Linked DNA regions of Mus musculus: region 1 is linked to region 2. Evidence: chromatin loops called from intact Hi-C (ENCODE). Cell type or tissue: heart. All regions are shown on one strand. Each heading gives the region's core, and the rest is flanking DNA. Links, peaks and the distances in the headings are about the cores only.

Evidence for each region. A loop is a pair of places that touch in the nucleus more often than their neighbours do. Peaks named below come from ENCODE experiments on the same cell type or tissue, not always from the same donor. Only the 100,000 strongest peaks of a DNase experiment are listed, where the experiment ranks them.
Region 1: a loop joins it to region 2, with 3 times the contacts of the local background. A loop is called at or near these places in 25 of 42 quality-filtered maps.

Annotation. Positions count from the first base shown.
Region 1 is chr5:34,542,728-34,553,218 of GRCm38, forward strand. It overlaps Sh3bp2 (SH3-domain binding protein 2), which reads left to right and starts at 6,849. Exons shown (of 13, transcript NM_001145859.1): 1 at 6,849-7,069; 2 at 8,834-8,973; 3 at 10,010-10,112. The coding sequence starts at 6,906. In heart, for the core only: CTCF peaks have their summits at 4,881 (motif pointing right) and 7,060; DNase peaks (open chromatin) are centred at 1,757, 6,984 and 7,224; H3K4me3 peaks cover 2,048 bases; H3K27ac peaks cover 1,478 bases.
Region 2 is chr5:34,630,662-34,641,152 of GRCm38, forward strand. It overlaps Mfsd10 (major facilitator superfamily domain containing 10), which reads right to left and starts at 6,551. Exons shown (of 13, transcript NM_026660.3): 1 at 6,266-6,551; 2 at 5,933-6,122; 3 at 5,749-5,845; 4 at 5,360-5,463; 5 at 4,948-5,106; 6 at 4,709-4,870; 7 at 4,390-4,498; 8 at 4,190-4,301; 9 at 3,930-4,038; 10 at 3,762-3,852; 11 at 3,632-3,679; 12 at 3,470-3,559; 13 at 2,985-3,353. The coding sequence starts at 6,106. The coding sequence ends at 3,238. Nop14 (NOP14 nucleolar protein) reads right to left here. Exons shown (of 18, transcript NM_029278.2): 15 at 10,209-10,356; 16 at 8,524-8,642; 17 at 8,230-8,385; 18 at 7,875-7,990. The coding sequence ends at 7,891. Add1 (adducin 1 (alpha)) reads left to right here. Exons shown (of 16, transcript NM_001331082.1): 16 at 1-1,647. The coding sequence ends at 155. In heart, for the core only: a CTCF peak has its summit at 6,318 (motif pointing left); DNase peaks (open chromatin) are centred at 3,180, 5,290, 5,920, 6,520 and 2 weaker places; H3K4me3 peaks cover 2,124 bases; H3K27ac peaks cover 2,145 bases.

The DNA of each region.
Region 1 (10,491 bases), core at 892-8,891, 89 kb before region 2:
TGTGGGAGCAGAAATGCTCAGGAGGGGCTTATTTAAGTGAGCCACTGGGCCGGTACCCTAGAACAACAGCAGTGTGCTTGTCCTTGAGGCTATGTGGACATAAAGGCTGCTTTCCAGAAAGCCAGATGTTAGATGAGCTGAGGTGGAGAGGTGACTCAAAGTGTCCTTGTAGGAAGAGACTGATGTCTGTCTGGGCCCAAGCTCCTTCCTAGTCACTCAGTTTCTTGGAGTCAAAGGGCACAGAAATACCATCTTAAAAGTCACAGGTACAAGTGCAAGGCACAGCTCTGAGTATATACGTTGTAGGGAAGAGCCTATTGTTGAGGGAACGAGCTCCCAATGGGAGACATCAGCACCGTCTTCCTCAGGCCAGACACCCTAAACTGTGAGGGGCTTCATGGGTTGATAGCTGAGTTGGCCTTGAGACTCTGGCCAGGAAGTTCTACAGGAAGCTATCTCTGTAGCCACACAGCTGGCCCCAGAACTGAGTAACCTCAGTGGCCAAAACCCAGCAGGCTGCTGGAGTACTGCGCTGAGCCCCAAGTGGCTTTTAGGACCTTGCTGTGGGGAAGTTAGAAAACGCCTTCTCCTTGGGACTGCCCAGTAACAGGAAGTCCCAAACAGGGAGGAAACCCTGTTGGCCCCAGCTTCCCCCACCCCGTGAAGCCTACTGCACTGCTCTGCAGGCTCGGCAGTGCTGGGAACAGCCAGGGGCCTTGAGGATCTCATGTCTGGGGGATGCAGGTTGCAGTCCCTCCTCATAGCCCCTGAGCTGAATAGCCTTTCCGGATTTAAGGACACCTGTCCCCAGCAGGTCACAGGAAGTTGTACCATGTGTTGGGTCAGTGCCATGAGGTAAGTTGAACAGGGGTTCTGGAGATGACTCTGGCCTAGCCACTGCAGGACTTGGGGCGGGGGTGGGGGAGAGGAAAGGGAAGATCATAGCCCTTACCAGGGTAGGGGTAGGGACTGATTGGGACTCAGTCCTGTGAGAAGCAATAAACTCCGAGGAGATTGGCCTCTATCAACTTAGCCCCTATATCTATCTGAATGGTCCAAATGGAGCCCAGAGAGGAAACTGGCCATTAAAACTCTTAAGACTTCATGTCACCCAACAGCAGCTGTGGGGAGGCGGAAGACAGCTTGCCAGAGTAGAAGGCCAGCTACTGTAAACCCTGTCTGGGGTGGTCTTGGGGTTAGGTTCTGTGTCTACACATGCTTGTGTGTGTGTGTGTGTGTGTGTGTGTGTGTGTGTGTGTGTGTGTGCATGTGCACTTGAGAGGATTTGAGAAGTCCTGGCTGCTTGTATGAGAGTGCTGTGCTCAAGGTTCTCACATAAAGTGGATAATCCCAAGGCCTCAGAAACCTGACGGTAGGGGTCTGTCCTTGTGAAAGTGACAGGGCTGCAGACCCTGTGGCTGTCACCCCCAGCCCCCCATGTTATCTGGTATGACTTGTCATTGGGCCTTTCTAGAATTTTGGTTTTGATTTTCTAACAGAGAACGATTCTGAGAAGAGGAAGGAAGAAAGAGAAACTAAGAGGGAAGAGCTTGTGAGATCTTGTGAGCTGGGGCAGCCTCAGGGGCGAGGTGTGGGCTGCGTGGGGAGGGGTAGAGTGCTCTGACTTGCTGGATGAATACTGGGCATGCAGCTTTGGATGAGTTGTTGGCTTCTTTGACCCTGGATATCTTCACTGGTGACATGGGGATGGCCCTGGTTGGCATGTCAGGGTGTTGTGATGATGTGGGTTGGTCCCTGAAGAGCATCAAGTCTGGCCTATGGGGAGTGGCCAGTGCAAGTCCTGAGCCATTCTGAGCCTCAGTGTCCTAGCCTGTAAAGTGCAAAGCAAAGCCTGAGTTCACGCACCCTGTCAAGGCTGATGAGCAGTCAAGGAGTAGGCAGGGCCAGGCTAGCTTCTAGGGACCATCCATGAAGGGTCTTAGGAGACTGTAAGTGTGTCTTTGTGTGTATATGAGTGTGAATATCTAGGTGATTTGCATATATGTATGGTATGAATGTGTCATCAAGCACTTGTGTAAGTATGTGTGAGTGTGAACACATGCGTTTATGCTTTTTAAAAAATGTCATTTTAATTATGTGTGTATATATATGTATATATACATATATGTATTATGTATGTGTGTGTATGTATGTGATAACATATGCACATGAGTAAAGCTGCCCACAGGTCTAGAAGAAAACCATATCAGATCCCCTGGATCTTGAGTTGCAGGCAATTGTGTGCTACTGATGTGAACCAAAGGGACCCTCTGCAAGAGCAGCACCCACTTTTAACTGCAAAACCATCTCTACAGCTTCAAAAGCATGTGTCTGAACACATGAATAAGTATGTGTGCATGTGTGATTATTGTGTCTGGATGTGTGGTTCAGTTCCTATGAGAACAAAAATGTCTTAGTTATTTTCCAGTTGTGGGGACAAAAACCATGATCAAGGTAACTCATGAAAGAAAGTGCTTAAACCCGGAGCTCACCGGTCCAGAAGGTTAGAATCTGCAACCGTCACACAGGAAGCATGGTAGCAGGTAAACAGGCATTGCACTGGAGCAATCCTCGAGAGCTCACATCTGATTGACAAGCACAAGGCAGAAAGGACTAATTGGGAATGGCGTGGGGGTTTTGAAACTTCAAAGCCCACACCCAGTGACACACCTCCTAGAACAAAGCCACACCTCTTAATCCTTCTCAAACAGTTCTACCACTTGGGGGCCATTCTCATTCAAACCCTCACAATGAGTATATGTGCATGTATATGTGTAAGATGAGGGTTAAGTTGAGATTATGTGTATATGTGTGTACATGAGAACATATGTATGCACAAGTGCCCCAGTGGTACCTGCTTTCCTTTTCCTTGGGCTAGAACCCCCACCCCCGCCTTACCCTGCAGCTTCACAAAGAGCAGTCCGGCTTGATCACAGGAATAAGTGTGCTTCACATAGGCAGGGACATATCCACAGGTGTCGGGGGCTCATGGATAGGCTCATATATGCATGTATATATGCACATGTATCAATGTGCATACATGTATGTTGTGTGAATGTAACACCTGTGATGTTAACCAGGTGTGCAGAGCCACCAAGAATGTATGGACCCTTGCAGGTGATGACCACTCACCTCTGCAGACTCACAGGGTCCCAGGGCAGGCACAAGCCACAGAACTTGTTCTGGCTGACTTTGTGGCACAGAGTGGTTTTTATTGAGTGGCCCAGTCCATATCCTCTAGCAGCCTCTGGAAACAGTGTTACCTGAATCAAGACCAGTTATGAGAGAAGGGGAGGGAGGAAGATGTATAGAGAAGCAGAGAGACTTGACTTGGAGGATGTGTGGCAGGTGTCCAGCCTTCCTGGTGTGCATGCAAGCACAGACATAAACTTACAGGCTCAAATGCATGTCCACATACACACATGCAAACAATTATCTCACACCTTCTACGTGGTCTCATGGGCTTTAGCCACAACCACTGACTTGCAAAGGTCTGGTGTGGGGCCGGGGAGAGGCCTGCAGCTACAAGCAAAAGGATCCACAAAACAGAATGAGCCTAGCAAATGAGTCCTGACCCTGCTACCCCAGCCTCCTACAGAGGGAGGGGATTTGTTGCTAGGTTATCAGGGGACTGGGCTCTTCCATGCCTCCTCTGCTGATAGGGACTTCCTAATTGGAAGATGAGGGCCAAGTGGGGTTTGAACTTATGTCTCCATACTATCCCTCAAAACTCTCATCCACGGTGGCTCAGCCCACCAAGGTTGCTGTTCCTACAGAGAAGGGAACTGGGCATCCCTGCTCCATGAACTGTCAGTTCCCTGACAGTTGAGTTGAATTGTGCTATTAGGTCCCTGGGTCCGGGGTGGTGCTGTGGGTACTGAGGTGGCTAGTCTGGTTAGTGGGCGGCTAAGAGTCTTCATTCTGTTCACAGGCGAGCCAGGAGTTCTTTAGTTTCTCTCCAGCTTTCCCAGGCACAGGTGGCGCTGGACTCTGTAGGCTGAGCTAAAACTCTCCAGGAAAAGCATGGTAGTAACCGCCTCCCACCCCCCAGGTGGCACATCCTCTTTCTGCTCCTAGCTTAGATTGGTATTGGGTTCCTGAGCAGGGTCACCTGGTGTCAGGCAGGGCTTATCTGGAGAGGGGTTGTGATTCCGGTTCTGAAGTGCGAACGTTCCTAGGAGAGATGAAGTAGAGTATCACTTGGCTCTCATGACATCCTCTCCAGCAAGGTGTTCAATGGCCGCCCACAAGCTTTCATTCTGCCCACAGGAAGGTGGTAGCTAGGCTGTCTCCTGCTGGCCACTGAGTTGAAACAAGATGGGGCTGAAACCGCTTAACTCTTGCACCCAACCCCACCCAAACATGCAGCCAGGGGGAGGTAGGCACATCTTTCCTTGCAGCAGCTCCAGACATCAGAGCAGGGCTCTGTTTCAGCTCCCTTCCACAATCCTCAGACCAACTACCCACCAGAAGCAACTGTCTAGTTTACTCTGGGCACTCTGGCTTCCCACTCTGGGCAGGGCCTGCAGGCTAAGTAAGTTTGGGGGATAGTGATAACCTACTATGGCCAGTGTCAGGTGGAAGGAAGGCTGGGTCACTAGCCCCAGGCTGGGGACATAGGACCAGCTACTATTCATGGGTACTCAGAAGAGGGAATGCTGAACCTCATTTGTTCCCAGACTTGTTGCTAGCACATCCTTCTACCTTGCAAAACCCACTTATTAGTCCTGATAATTTATAACTTCCTTGGAATTTTTGCTACATAAAGCCATGTAATCATTGCTTAGGTTTTGTTTTTGTTTGTTTGTTTTTCTTATCTGGACACTTGATTTACTTGTGTCTGCACAGCAAATGTATGTAGTGCTTGTAGAGGCCAGAAGAGGGCATCAAGTCCCCTGGAGCTGGAGCTGCAGACAGATGTGAGATTCCTTGTGGGTGCTGGATCCTCTGTAAAAGCAGTCAGGCTCCTAACCACTGACTGCCTGTCCAGCCTGACATTCAATTTCTTTTTATTATATACTTTCCTTGGCCACACTTTCCATACAATGTTGAAAAGAAGCAATGGGATCCTTGCCTTGTTCCTGCCTTTCAGGAAACTGAAAATGTTCGGCCTTTTACTTCCGGCTGTAATAGCTGTAGGCTTTTCTTAGATGGCCTTTGTTAGGTTTAGAGAGTTCCCTTCTGCTGTTTTTCTTCCTTCCTTCCTTCCTTCCTTCCTTCCTTTCTCTCTTTCTTCCCTTCTTTTTTCTTTTTAGATTTATTTATTATTGTATTTTTTTATGTGCTGTTAGATTCAGTTTGCTAGCATCTTGTGGAGAATGTTTATGCTGTGCCCAGAAGGGGATTTGGGGCTGGGGATATGGCTCAGTTGGTAGACTCCTGTCTAGTTTCAGTCCTCAACACTGCTTAAGCCAGATGTGGTCATCCTCAAACTTAGGATATGGAAGCAGGGAAATCAGAAGTTCAAGGCCAGCCCGAGCTATTCTGTCATAAAAAAGATACACAAACAGAAATCCTCAGAGACTTATTGGTCTGTAGCTTTCGTGTCTGTGACAGCTTCATCTGGGTTTGGGTATTGAGGTGATGCTGGCCTCATTGGATTTGCTCTGCGAGTTTGTATATGACTAGTGCTCTTGGAATCTAATATTTAATGGCTAAATTACTTTACTTGCAGCAGCAGGCAGTGGAAACAACCTGGACTAAGGTGAATTCTTGTGGGCTTGGGTGAGCAGAGTCTGTGCACAGCAGAGCAAAGCACATCTAAAAGGTCGAAAGTAGAGGTAGGGCTGGATTAGGAAGTGCTAGAGTGTTGCCAGGTGTGATAGTGTACAGCAGCAATACCAGTACTTGGGAGGCTGAGGCAGGAGGATGCCAAGGTAGAGCCAAGCCAGGGCTACAGAGTGAGACCCTCTTTAATGCCCCCCCCCCGGCAGGATTGTGTCCATGGCATTTAGAATAATGATGTGATGGGAATGGTGTGTTGGCTGGAAGGTGAGGAAGGGAAATTGGGGGAGGCAGGGAGAGGTGTGGCCTGCTCAGAAGCAGTAGAGACGGGGATCTGTAATGCAGGGTGGCTGGAAGAAGGAGGCAGCTTAGTGTTCTGGGTAAGATGTTCCTCCAGAAACCAATGCCCCAGGCAGCCGGACTCTTGGAGTGAGAAAGCTGTAGGAACGTCAAGGCTGCATATAGTAGGAAGGGGCCTGGAGAGCTTGCCTAATATAGAGACTTGGACACCAGGGAGAAGAGTCTAGAATAGACAGTTGGTGGGAGTGAAGCCTGAGGAATATACCAGAGTTGCCTCTGAAGGGCAAGTGTGCTGCCTTCTGCCACAGATAGTCCATCTTGGGGCAGCCTGTGTGATGATGGGAGATGGAGAAGGAAGGATGCCTAGGAAGTCAACAGGGCTTTACCAGCCTTAGGCATCCAGGAACACTCTTCTGGGACAGGTATTCAAAGAAGCCCAAGTAGGTAAGAGCTGCCAAGGGCTGGCTCACTCCTTGGAGGAATTCCGTCCCGAGGGAGACCCATGGAGTGGACATTGGCAAGGTGACATGATGGGGTACTAGCGTAGGAAGTAGGGTGCCATAGACGCTCATATCCAAGGTGCAAACTGGGTGGAGATCAGCAGGCGGGGACTTCGGGATCCTCAGATGTTGGGAATATGAGCGTGACTTCCTCATTCGCATTGGTGGCTTCCTTGTTTGTCTGGATGGCTCTTAATTCTGGATTATACAGACACAAGTTTCCAAGTTTCCACTTATTGCAGCCCACCACCCTCAGTGCAGTGGGTGGAGAAACTGACGTAAGGAGGGGCGGGTCCGCTTTCTTACCTGGCCCCTAGCCCTTACACTACCGCCCGCGAGGGGAGGAGCCAGGGGCAGCTCCGGCCTGGGGCTCTACGAGCTATGGCGGGCTCAGGGTCGCGGCCGCGGAGCTGGGGCTGGCGAGAGACAGGCTCCAGGGACGAGGCTGCGGCCGGTGGGCCCACCTCGGGACCCTGTCGCTGCTCACAGGGAAGGCGGGCGCTGGCCGCCCCCCGGAAGCCGGCTGTGCCCGCCGCGTGGACACCGTGAGTACTGATCCTGCCTGGGGCTCGGGATCTGGGGCCCCAGCCCTGGTTCTGAGCATCCACACTCAGTTCAGACTTCCACTCCTCAGACCTGGGCCCCCACCCTCTGCACCACGACCCGGGACCGAAAGTCCCTGGAGCCCCAGGCGCTATCCGGCGTCTACTCAGAACAAAGGAGAGCATGGGCCAGCCAGAGTTGGCTGGCCAGGGGGCTTCGAGAGCCTGGCGCGCTGTCTGTCCATCTGCTTGCACGGCATGGGCATGGGAGTGGGCACCCTCCTCGCACTCCACTGCTGTGCTCGGACCCGCGTTCCCCTTGGCCCTGCGCGGGGGTGTGGTCGCGCCATTGTTCCAAACCTCCGCCTGTGGTTCTGTGGTTCGAGGACCAATGGTCCTGACCAATGGCCTGGACCATGGACCAAGTGCATTTGAGTGTTAATGCGCTCTCTCTCTCTCTCTCTCTCTCTCTCTCTCTCTCTCTCTCTCTCTCTCAGTGTGTGTGTGTGTGTGTGTGTGTGTGTGTGTGTGTGTGTGTGTGATGTGTGTGTGTATGGGGTAGCCAACGGAACTTGATTCTCTAACACATATTTGGCGGTGTGAGGTGAGCCTGGCCGTTGACAAGAGCTTAATTGATTTCCATCCTTTTTCCTTTCATTTTCGGATGCAGTAGGTTTCCCTGCTTCAGCCTTCTGAATGCTGAGCTTTCAGACGTAGGCCACCCCGGGGCTGGAGGGTTTTCTCTGTGTGTTTTTGGGGGAGTTGGCACTATAGTAATAGAAATCTCAGCAGCCTGCCCTTCTGGATATGGCTGGAGCCATCCCACCTTGTTGAGAGCAGATCCCTGACCTTCCCCTCATGCAGTGCCTCAGGGTCCAAAGAGGGACCTGATGGGGTGAGTGGGTGTACCAACAGAATAATGCCAAGTTAGGGGGCAATTGTGACTGGCACTTGGGGTTCCTTACAGGAAGGACCCTCTGAGTCTTGATACTCTGGGCTGATAATGTGGATACTAGAAAACCTGCCAAATGGTCCTCATGGCACTGATGACAAGGTGTATGTGTGTGTGTTCAGAGTCCACCCTGTGCTCCCAATTTATAGCTCTAACAACTGAGGCTGGAGTTCCCCCAGAAAGCCAAACTATTGGAGCCCAAATTATTAAATCTGGGAAGTGGGGGGCTCTTGGCTTGCTCTTCTATTACCTGACTTCAGGGCTTCAAAGTGGGGATAGACAGAAGTTACTGAGGAAGGGTGGACATCTCAGGACCTGACTTTCTCTCCATAGAAGATCAGATCTGATGGAAAAGGTTCTCATTGCCTGCCTCAGTGCTCTTGAACAGCCATTTTCAAGGGGGTGACCCCAGTGCCCCCTGCTCTAGGACAAGCACTTTGTGAGCTGCCCAGGCATTGGAACCTTGGGTAGCTATGGCATAAGGCCTGATATGCCCAGGCTAGGGCTTCCTGAGTTCAGTCATTACTGCCCCAGCCTTCCTGGGGCCATGAACTCGCTGAATTCACGGTGGTAAAAGGACTGTGCTCAGAATTCTGGAGTCAGGTGTGTCGCCAAGAGGATTGGGGACTGACTATGTGGCATGGTCACCCCCAGAGCCCCACTCAGAAGCCTGGGGACTTATGAAGAGTCCTCCTCCACTGACCTGACCCTCCACGTTGCCTTCTAGATCTTAGCCATGCCCTCTCAGGACCCCCTGCCAAACTGTTCCCCGCTGTCCTCCCGGCTGAGTCCTGTCTCTTTTGCTTCAATTGCAGCTTCATGGCGGCTGAGGAGATGCAGTGGCCTGTCCCCATGAAGGCCATTGGTGCCCAGAATTTGCTGACCATGCCTGGTGGTGTGGCGAAGGCTGGTTACCTGCATAAGAAGGGTGGCACCCAACTGCAGCTGCTCAAATGTGAGTCACTGGATCATGGGAGTTTCAAAGGGAGGACACGGCTCTGCTTCTCCAGGGCTCTAGTGGGTCTCCTGAGATTTCTTTTCCTTTTCTAGCAGCTGGCACACCTAGGAAACCTGATGAGTTCCTTACCCTGGACCTTGTCACAGGATCCAACATAGTATAGCAGGCAAACTGAGGAGTCATGAGTGCTTCAGTCTGCAGCCAAGGCTGGAGGTCCTCAGGGTGGCCTGATAGATCTGGTCCCTCAGTGCTGTTTTTGCCTTGCATGTGACTTGTGGGTGAGGTGGTGAGTCATGTGGCACAGAATGGTCCCATGTGGCAGGCCAGGAGCCAGCTGAGTGTCAGGATGCCGAAGGCATAGAGCGCTAGAGCCTTGCCCGGCTCTGATCAGCCATGGACACTCCATCCTTTTGCCCCTGGGATGCCCTCTGCCAGGGATGCCCTGCCCCCGTGTTGCCTGCCTGGGATGCTCTAGCTGGACTGTTGGACCCTGTGTGCATAGCAATGTATAGATGTATGTGCTCCAAGGAAGAACCATAAATAACCTTTCCCCAGGGTTAGGAGGGGCTGTTCTGGGCAGGAGCCCTAGAGCCTGAGAACAGCTCCACCTCGATGGCTCTCACCAGCCGGCTCTGGGTGCCTAAGCTCTGCTCTCCTTGTCCTGTCAGGTCCTCACCTCCTCAATAGCCCTATTGCTCCAAGCAAGGCTGCCATGGCCTCCTTAGGCCTCTGGTCCAGGCTCCACCCTTTCTTACTGTCCCTTGAGGCCTTAATCTACCCCTTTTGGGCCAGATTTTGTGGCCAGGCCTTTCCTGGGATGGTGCCCCAAAACTTGCCCATGTGCCAGTGAACTTGTTTATATTTGACCCCAAAGAAAGTCCAAGGAAGGGGCAGCATACCAGCTCAGCTCCCTGCTCTACCTTCTGCAGTCTCAGAGGTTTGCTTCCAAGTTGCCCAGGACCTCTGGAGACCTCCTCAGAGTAGAGTTAACTGGTGGCTCTGTGGCTCACCTCTGCCACTGAATTGTCCCCAGGGCCCCTCCGCTTTGTGATCATCCACAAGCGCTGCATCTACTACTTCAAGAGCAGCACATCTGCCTCCCCACAGGGTGCCTTCTCACTGAGTGGCTACAACAGGTGAGTGTCCATCCTGTCTGCTCACCAACCTCCCATGCCCTCCCTCTCACCCTGCACCACAGAACCAATCCCTGACTGTCTGAGATGGCCTTCATCTGTTTGCTGGCTGTTATCCTACCTACCCTGGCCTTTGCTGAGGGCAGGGGGTGGGACAGTATGTGTGGGGTGAGGTCTTTACTAGCAGCTTCTTGGGGGTTCAGGTACCAAGGGCCTGAGTGGCTTACTTTGCTGAGTTCCCATTCAATGACCACTCTGTAAATGTTGTGTTCAGCCTCTGATCCTGCTCCTCACTCACCACACCCCTTCCCAGGGAGCCCAGACTCCATCCATCCCAGGCCATCCTAAACTCAGGCTCTTCATGGAATTTCTGGCTCTAGGG
Region 2 (10,491 bases), core at 1,793-9,792:
CAGGAGCTGAAGAGGTAGCCTCCCCTGCCACGGAGGAGGGGTCTCCCATGGACCCTGGCAGTGATGGGTCTCCAGGCAAGTCCCCATCCAAAAAGAAGAAGAAGTTCCGTACCCCGTCCTTCCTGAAGAAGAGCAAGAAGAAGAGTGACTCCTGAAGGCCCACCCTGCATACTCTCATGTCTACAGGCCTGGCTCTGTCAGGATTCCCTCTTCTTGTCTTGTGTTCTATCCTCCTGTGTAATGGAATGCAAACAACCAAAACCTCCATGTAACTAGAGCCCCCTCCCATGTATAGTCAGCCCCTGCACCAGTGCTAACCCAGTGTGTGCTCAGCCTCCCTACCCTGGGCCTTGGGTTCTGTGGGGAGCTGGGCTTAGCCTGCACCTGTGAGTTGTGCCCCCCTGCAGGAGGGGGACACTGATCCTGGTCCTGGCTGGAAGGCATTGGAGGCTTCTGCCAGCTCTGGTTACAGCGTCACCCTCCTGAGCCTTGCCTCTCACTCTCCTTTCTGTCGTGAGTATCGAATTGTCTGCTCAGTTTCCCTCCACTCTGTGGAGTCTCAGGTGGCTGATTTGGACTCGGCTTTTGCTGGCATCCTCTGCTTGGTGATGTCAGTTATCCCATACACAGGTATCCACATACCCCAGCCATGGTCTGAGAAAACACTCTCATGTCCATCAGCGGCCCAGGGCACTGTGGCTGCCTTAAAGAAATGGGTTGCAGCTGCTGCGCTAGCAGTGAGCAACCCTGTGTATACCCAGCACAACGCTATGCATGGTCTAACTGGTGACCCTATGACCAAAACCACATTCAGGCGCTCATAGTTGATCTTACTGGGGTCTTGGATTCCCATCTTAGGGAACAGATACCAGGAGGGTGAAGAGTCCGTTCTAAAACTTTCTTTCAGCAGGTTTGCAATTTAGCTTACATTTTAACTGTGAATTTGAATAGGCCACTCTTTGCGTTAGTTTTTGTTGTAGAGCCTGTGACAGACTGCAGCAGAACACTCTTGACTTGTGTGGGGAGGTTTTACATAAAGGGTAACTCATGGTAGAAGCCAGCCTTGGAGGTACCATCTAATGTGTTGCATCATTCATAGAGCCCATGACCTCTTGATCCATCCTTTATGAATTTTTACTTAACTTTCATCCCTGGAAAAGGGCTTAGTGGGGAGCGCCGAGTGTCAGGTGGAATCCTAATGGGGCCTTGTTCAGGAGCTGCCACTGCCAGCCTGGCTAGAGTGAGGAAGCCTGCTGGAGCCCTGCTGGAGCCCTCGACACCCCTGCTGCAGTTGGGCCTGCAGAGCAGGTGCTCAGGTGTGGACAGAGCCCTGTGATCCTCCCATGGGGCACCAAGCAGGGCCCCACAGCCTCTTGCACTGCTAGTCTCACCAGTCACCACGGTGGCCTGAGCTCTTACCTGGTCCCCAGTCCCCTCATCCGGACTCTTCCTCATCCTTCCTTTTGGCCCTTCCTTTATCCCACATATGCAATGACTCTTCTCACTTTTGTAGTCTAATTCTTTGTATTACACATGAAATATCGTTGCATATATGGACAGACTTGGAGGACAGGTCCTGTGTGTCCTCTCCTCATTGTAACAGGTTTTACTCACAAATAAAAGTCTTTAAGCAGTTTCCTTGTCTAAGGTTGGGGGCAACTTTGCATTTTTATGCCTTTGTTCCCTTAGTTTATTTAGCTGTGCATAGGTCTGAGGTACGCATGTCTGTTCTATGTTGTGTGCATGTATGTCAGAGGAAAAGCTGAGCAGTATGTTTTCTACCATATGGGTTCTGGGGATTAACTTCAGGTCATTAGGCTTGGTGGCAGGTGCCCTCCTTGTCTGCTAGGACACCTTGCTGGCCCTAAAATAGGGCTTCCTAAGTGTTTGTCCTGTGTTAAAAACTAAAAGTCTTTTTTCCTTTAAGTTTTGTTTGTTTTTTGAGGCAGGGTTTCTCTGTGTAACCCTGGCTGTCTTGGAACTCTATAGACCAGGCTAGCCTTGAACTCACAGAATTCCTTCTGCCTCTGCCTCCTGAGTGCTGTGGTCAAACAAGTATGCCACCACCACTACCTCCCATCTTTTTTTGTTTTGTTTTCTGTTTTTTTGAGACAGGGTTTCTCTGTATAGCCCTGGCTGTCCTGGAACTCGGCTGGCCTTGAACTCAGAAATCCATCTGCCTCAGCCTCCTGAGTGCTGGGATTAAAGGGGTGCGCCATCACACCTGGCCACCACCAGTCTTTTTAAGGTTTATTTTTCACTCTTATTTATATTATGTTTTTCCTGCATATATGTCTGTGTGAGGGTGCCAGATCTTCCGAACTTTGAGTTACAGACATTGTGAGTTGCCATGGAGATTCTGGGAATTGAACCTGGGTCCTCTGGAAGAGCAGCCAGTGCTCTTAACAGCTGAGCTATCTTTCCAACCCAGGCTTTTTAATTCTTGGTCAGATGTCATCCGTAGCTATGAACTTGGGATCCCTTGTACCTTATACTTACAGCAGCCTTTTCTGCCACATACACAACTTTATCATGAAGTTGGGGTGTGGCGGTGCTCTGTCACTGATGGGGAGGAGCTTGGTAGGCCTCACCCCTCTTCCCATTAGAAGTTAAGGTTGGGCTAGAGAGTAAGAGCACTGACTGCTCTTTCATAGGTTCTGAGTTCAATTCCCAGCAACCACATAGTGAATCACAACCATCTGGAATGGGATCCAATGCCCTCTTCTGGTGTGTCTGAGGAGAGTGACAGTGTATTCATATTAAAAAAAAAGGTTAAGGTTGCTGTGGGAGGGGAGTCATTCACTGCAGTGATGTGGCCCACACTCCAGTAAATAGCCCCACCCTATACCCACACTAACTAAATTCCAGTGGGCCACCAAAACAGAGGGGAGGGGGTTGTTAGAAAGTGGTTCTTCAATGGGGTAGTTATATTACCATATAACACTTAGTACACAACTGTCAAAGAATAGTAAGACGGAAAGGCACTTGGTACAAAATAGCTGCTTTATTTGGTCATTCAGAAGAATAAGATATAAAAAAAATTCTGGAAGCCTAAAAGGTTTTGGAGTAAGAAAAGGGTGTAGCTGCCCAGGCTTCCTGCTGGGTTGCCATCCAGAGAGAGGAGGGGCGTGGCGAGCCTCCCTGGGCCCGGTGGGAGGAGTGTGCTAGGAGCTGAGTGGTCTGGGCCCAGGTTCCCACCTGGCAGCCAGACAGCTGGGGTTGGGTGTGGCAGCTCAGCTACTCCTCCTTGGAAGTCTCTGCTGGATGCTTCAGCTTCCACAGGAGTAGGAAGGGGAGCAGAAAGAGGGCCGAGCACACAGTGAAGCAGACCTGGGCCCCAGTCAGCCAGTACACTGTGGAGAGACAGGTGCCCACCCAGGCTTCACAGTCCCGTTCCTGCACCCCCCCACCCCCCCAGGCACAGAGCAGGCAGCTGGGGAAGGCTGCAGGAGGAAGTGCTAGCACTTACCTGAGGCAGCCACCACCGGCCCCAACGCCCTGCCTAGGGCGCCTAGGCTCCGCAGTATGCCCATGATTGTGCCTTTTTGCCCTGGAGAACCTGAAGGGAGAGGACTTGTCAGATGTCTGTCAGCTCTCCTACCCTGCATAGCCTTTTGGGGAGGACTCTCACCATAACTGGAGACCATGGTGGACAGACCAGGCACCACAACAGCAGCAGCTGGTGAGAGAGTATGGGAGGCACTTGTTAGCCTAGGAGAGGCACGAGGATGTCTACCCCAGCTCTGGCAGAGCCCACTCACCAAAGGAGTAGAGCATCAGTCCCAAGCCCAACGTAGGCAGCGAGTGTGCCCAGCCAATTAAGAGGAAGGCTGGTACTAGCAGCAGCATTGCCTAGGGAAGACAGAAGTCTCAGGACTGGGTTTCCAGCCTGCCTGGAGTGCTCACTGTAGAGGAAGTAAGTCCCTTACCCTCGTCACAGCTGCAGCTTCCTTGCCAGGGCTGATCCGCCGGGCGTAGGTGCCCTGTATGGTGGCCATGGTGAGGCCGATGAAGAAAAACATCTTGCCCTGCTGCAGGCTAGGAGGTGGAGGGTGAGCGCCCAGCCCCCTAGGCCACCAACTGCCTGGGGGATGGGCAAGGCCACCAGCCAGAGTGCTGGGAGGGGTACCACAAAGGCTTCCTGGACCTGGGGTCTGAGAACCTCGAAGCCACTAATATGGAGACCTACCTGCTGAACTGGAAGCGCTGATGTGCCAGGAAGCTGAGTGTGTACTCCAGGCCTGAGAACAGGAAGAGGTAGAGGAAGTAGACAAGACCCAAACGGCGTAAGTTTCTGAGTCCTGCAAGTCAACACAGACCACAGGTTGATCGTTGTTCATGCTGGTTGGTCAAGACTCTGAGAGCTCAGTCCGGGGTAAGCCTCCTTACTGTGCTCAGCAGGCGGGTCCTGACTGTGAGTGACAGCCGCAAAGCGAAGCAGGGCCAGGGGGCTGAGCAGGTGGGCAGCAGTGTGGAAGCCCAGGGTGACAGAAGATGCCTGTGGGAGAAAGCGAGGGCTGGCCAGGAGGCTGGGAGCACACAGCCTGGCAGCTTAGGGACCAGGACCTGTCAGATCCCAGAAACCCAAGAGGTGTTGTGATGTTAGCAGCTTGAGGGCAGGCCAGTCTCCCCTGCCAATGGTACAGATAAGAAAGGAAACCCCTTCCAACCCTCAGGAGCCCTCACCCCTCCGGGGACCCGGGCCTACCCGCTTTTCCTGGGGCAGTGTCTCTGGCAAGAAACAGAAGATGAACAACATGTCGGAGATGGCAAAAAGTAGGCTGATCCAGGGCACCATTTCCACAGACAGGAATGCTCCCAGCATGGGACCCAGAGTAAAGGCCAAGGAGAAGGCTACCCCGATGACTGCCTAGGGAAAAGACCTGAGCTAGGCATGGAGTCTGAAGCCCAGACATCAATCCCCGTTCCCTAGGTCTGTTCACTCACCATGCCTTGGCTGCGGGTTGGAGGTGAGCCCAGGTCAGCGACAATGGCTGTGGAGAGGTTAACGTTCCCCTTGCTGATGCCTCCGATCACCCTGGAGGCCAAGAAGGCCTTAAAGCTCCGAGAGGTAGCCCACACTGCATAGGAGATGGCCAAACCTGTCTGCCAATGGGTGGAGGCCAAGTGGCAGGATCGGTCACTTCAGGCCAGGAAGCACCCAGAGCAAGGCAGGCAAGCATATAACCCTCAGACCCGGGCCACTTGTGTCCCTGTACTTTCCTTAGGTGTATTTAGCTTGGTGTAACACCAGGGGCCAGAAGATCCCTCTAGAAGGGATGGGAGCCCACTGTTGGCAGGGGAGCCCCACAGCTGCATTCTCCCCTCTGCCTGTTGACAGCTGGCTCCAGAGGCTTACCAGGGACAACATCATCACTGGGCGCCTCCCCAGGTAATCAGAGGCAGCTCCTGTGAGTGGTGCGGAGAAGAACTGCAGGAGGGAGAAGGCCGAGCCGATGAGACCTGAGAGACAGAGGATCAGTCCTAGAGTGTTGACCACACTTAGCCCTATATTCACAGGCCATCGACTGAAGCTCGGGTGGCCTCAGTTTAAAAAAAAAAGCCAACCAAAAACAAAAAGACAAAACAAAACAACCCCCTCCCCCAAACAACAACAACAACAAAACCAACCCACACCTTTCAGTTAAAGGAGGCAGGAACCCAGGGAGGATGATTGACCAAGAGCCTAGGCAGAACTAGCTCTCCAAAAAAAGGTTGTGGGCCCCAGCATGGCACACAGCGACATACCTCCGAACAGGACACTGTTGTACCTCTTTTCCGCTGGCATCCCGATGGCTGAAGCAAACCAGTCTACCCCACGCTGCCAGGAGCCATAGAGGGGGTCCTGGGTAAAGAGGAAAGTAACTCCAGCTGGATAAATCTGTGATAGGCTAGGCATGGGGAGAGCTCCCGCCTTGGGGGAGGGGCTTACTTGTTCGCGGCCGTGTCTCTCCAGCAGCCCAGGCAGCAGAGGCAGCAACAGCGTGAACGCCAGGAGGTCGAGTAGCAGGCCGAGGAAGAGCACGATGATCACGCGACGCTCGGACGCGGGCCGAGGCCGTATAGGCGGACGAGGCGTACAGCCCGCATCCCCTGCCCAGCCCATGGTGGAAGCTCCGACCCTGCTGGGGGAAGGAGGGTGTGGTGATGACGGCCCCGTTTACCTGACAATTGAAAGCTGAATTTGCAGGTTCTTGCCAGACAAAACGGAAGTGGTTCCAATGCGGTCCTGGCACACCCTTCAAGGCCCGACTCCCTTACCAACCTAGGGCAGCAGTAAGCTCAGGGCCGCAGTGGTCAGGGCGCCCCCTGTTGTGAAGCGGGTAACGGGGAGAAGACGGGAATCCCTGGTTGGGGAGTCGTAGGCGCCCTGAGCTCCTGTTCGTGTACCACTTCGGCCTCCTCACACGATATCGAAACCTTTGCTTCCCACCTACCCAGCTGGGACCTGTGCACACGTGCCGCAGCTCCAGGCGGGGACAAACGGGTGGATGAACAGGGAACCTCCCTGGATAGCAGCCACACCCCGGAGGCTTCGGAACAGGCACCTCCTCTTCCGGGAGGCCGTGCTGTGGCGGGAACTGGGTTTGGAGTCTCCCAGCAGCCAAGTATAGAGAAGGCTTGCAGGCTTCCAGATGCATTAGAAGCAAGCGGTGAAGTTCTGAAGAGCTAAGTGTATGTAAGAGACAGCTTGTCTGTGCAGTTCAGTCTCCTTGGTACCTATATATCTTTCTTTTGAATCAGGGTCTCATGTAGCCACGGTTGACCTTGAATTCCTGACCCTCCTACTTTAGCTTACTCTAAACCATGCTGGAGTTGGGGATGGTGATGCCCACCTCTAGTACCAGCACTCGGTGGAGACAGAAAGAACAGGATTCAGGATTTAGTCATCCTCAATCAACTCTGAAGTATGAGAACAGCTGGAGCAAAGACTCATCTTTTAGATAGATGAACCACTAAAGTCCTATCCCTTCAGTGCTGTTAACCTGTTGGAGCCATACAGTCCACACTGACTCTTTCCCAGAGGACAACACCGGATGCACTCGAGTGATAGGCTCTTCTAGCTGGATTGTGTTCCCCTTCTGACGACACAGGACAGTATCTGGAGGCTCTATAAACTTTTCCTTGGCATGTTCCTCCTCATAGATTGCTCAATCTATGCCCAGTATCAGATTTGGCCACCCTGCTTCTTGCTGCAGTTGGCTACACAGAGCCATTGTACGGCAGAGCCCTGTGGCTAATTCAGGCGTGGAGGAAGCTGGGGCTGGATGGTAGCCTAGCTGGTGCGTGTGTCAGGCCCAGGCCCCTCGTGGGTCATGCAGCCTCTGTCCCAGAAGAATCACAGGGAGAGGTGACAAGGTGAGTACTGTTGGTAGATGTAGCCCCTGTAAGCCAAGCTGCTGAGCCCAATCTCCCTTCAGGGTTGTTCTTGACCAGCACTTTCTGAGCTGCAGGATGCCCACAGCCATTCATTCTGTGCTCCAACAGTGGCTTCACCACATCCAAAACGCAACTCCTACTCAGCACCACCAACCCTCGCACAAGATCTCACACCTCAGAGCCATAGCAGGTGACAAGGGCCAGGCTGGACGTAAGGATTCAGTCCTGTTCTGTCATGTGTGATAGGTGATCTGATAAGTGTGTGGGAAGGCGACTTCACTGTAAAACGTATATAATGTACTTACCCACACTATGACAGCTTGTCAGTTTTATGGACAACTGCCTAAATGTCATTCTGTGTGTGGCTATCATCTAACAGTGCAGAGCTCTCACAGACATCCCCAACCTGTGTCTGAGCATGGCAGGGAGATGGGACCCCACACTCCACAATGAACCCCCAGAACCCTTCATTACAACACACCACACAGCCTTGCTACATTACAAGACAATTTATTTTTTGAACTTTTTCCTCTTAAGAGCCTTCCATTCACCTTCTTGCGTGGCCAGGCTATTAAAAAGCTGTTTTACTTTACGCTTTCTTTCTGCATCCCTAAAGAGAAAGAGAAAAAAGCAAGTGTTAATCTTGCATCAGTTCTCAGGTATTTTGCTTTCTTCAGTTTGAACACTAACAGTTCAGAACCACACATGCATGGCTCTACCCTCAGTCCTGCAAAGGCTGCCAAGTATATCGCTCACCATACTCCCCAGTGCTGAGAAAAACCAGCGGCCTATGAGTGTGGTGTCACACCACAGCGGTGCCCTAGTCCCGTACACACAGTTCCTCCTCACCTTTCCATGATTTCTGAGAGCTGCATCCTGGCCAGGAACTGATTGTCCTTTCGGATCTCTCGGACGGCGCCTTTAAATTCCCGCTTGTGTTTGTGGATTAGTCTTTTCCTTTCCTGTTCTTCTTTACTGCTGCCTTGTTTCCGTCCAAACTCAAGCCTAAAGTTAGAATCAAAAAGGCTATAGAGGTGAGCTGACTGCCGACTGCAATGTCTCCTGTCCCAGGCTGAAGCAGGTGCATCGCCCACCTCTAGCCTACAGACAGTCCTGGCCTCCACAGGGTCCCCCAGCACTCACACTTTGACTAGCCGGGGGGTGAACTGCTTCAGTGGGACGGGCTTGCTCTTCTCACACACCAGCGGGCGGCAGTGCTGCTTCTGGCCTTCCATTGCTGACAGTATGCTTTGAGCCAGCTCCTAAGGAACATGTAAAGGCATGGTTAAGAGGTCTCCTAGAGGCCATACTTGCCACTGCCTACTCTACACCCACTGGGCCGTGTCAGGTGCAGCTTGGCTGCATTGCCATCCTCTATATAGGGAACAGCAATGCAATTAGGACGAGCAGATGGTTCAGCATATAAGGTCTCCTGCCACCAAGCCTGAGTTCAATCTCTGGAAACTAAATTTCAAAGGCATTGCCCTCTGACCTCCATACATATGCCAATGCATAAATAACCCCACACCCAGAGAGAAAGCTGTAAATGAAAGAGCTTGTGTCCAGAGAGTAGCATATGGCCTTTCTGCAGGGACACACTGGCAAGGCACCATCAGCACAATTGGGATTAAAGCACATAAGACCACCTTCCCTGCCTAGGTGACCTGCAGTGTGTGGAGGCAGCTGTTAGAGCAGCATGATGCTGTCAGGCAGAACAGGATTCCTGCTCAAACACAGCTAAGACACGTCTCGCTAAAGCTGTGGCTTCCAGGGAAGCCTGTAGAAGCCAGCTCACTGATGTTGGTCTGTCCCTTCCCCTCACACAGATGTGCTCTGGATCCCAATTTGCTTGCCTCCCTGCACCCATTGTATATAGTCTTGGTCCATCTAAATGTCATGTGAGAACTGAGAAACTACAAGCTCCATAACCCTAACTGGCCAGCCTAAATCTGTAGGACCAGGGATCCCTTTAAAAAGAAGGGACAACCACAGTCATGTCCACAGTGATTGTTTGAGGAGGTGCTAGTGACTCAGTACAGTCAAGGAATGGCTTGCTCCAGACTTGGGGGACTCAGCAATCAGGAAAGCCAGGGTCTGTCTTCAAGTGGCACAAAGACGAGGGTGTAATGTGTACAGGAAAGGTCAGCACCATGGGCAAACAGCACACAAAGCTCTGTGCAGGGGCCAGGAAAGAGCAACTGTGAACATCACCAAAATTGAGGGAAAGCCTGTGAGAAGCCCAGAGTGCAGGTGGTGAGGCCAAGGGAAGGTCACTCCAGCCTGCACTGTAGCCTGACCCTCTGTCTTTTATTGTGAATGGAGATGTCACTGGGGGGAGGGTACAGAGGAGACAACATGCCTTTTTCTCCAAGGAAGCTGGGCTGGTATGCGGATAACTGATGATGAGGGTGGGAACGGCAGAAGGCAGAGGACAGGAAACCAGTCAGGAACAAGGGGCACAGATAGTAAGGAGGGACAGGGTAAGGACACCTAGATGGGATGGGGACCAAGTATAAGCATGAAGAGCTGCTGACTACCACACATGCTAAATAAAGCAGCAAAAGCCTTGTTTAGACACACGGGGGCTCCAAGGACCAAGTGAGGGTGTCCTTCGAGGTCACCCTCAGAAACTGTGGGGTAAGGTGCTTTGGATGGCCTGGAACGAGTGGGGCCATTTTCCCTTTGTGCTTCTGAGATTGTAGACAGTTTTGGTAGACTTCCCTGTGATGCCTTTTAAGCTGCAACTTCAATGACAAAAACACTAAGCTGGTGCTGGGTCCTGAACAGCCCGGGACAGGGCAAGGCGCCTAGTGACTGGAAGGCCTCACCTGAAGTTCTTGGGGGAGGCTACAATCTGCAAGATGCTTCGACAGGAGGGCTTGATGGGGCCTGAAGATGGCGTGGAAGGACGGCAGTGCCTGGTACATGAGCACGCAGTGCTTCATCAGGCTCAAACACGAGGCTACGCAGGACAGCCTACAAGGACACAGGACAATGAAAGGGACTCAGCTCACCTTATTTCAGTAGTTACTCATAAGCCAATGAAATGTCTCACCCACAGCTCAGAAAATCTAAGTGGAATTACATCAGCAGAAAGGCTAAATGGCTCAT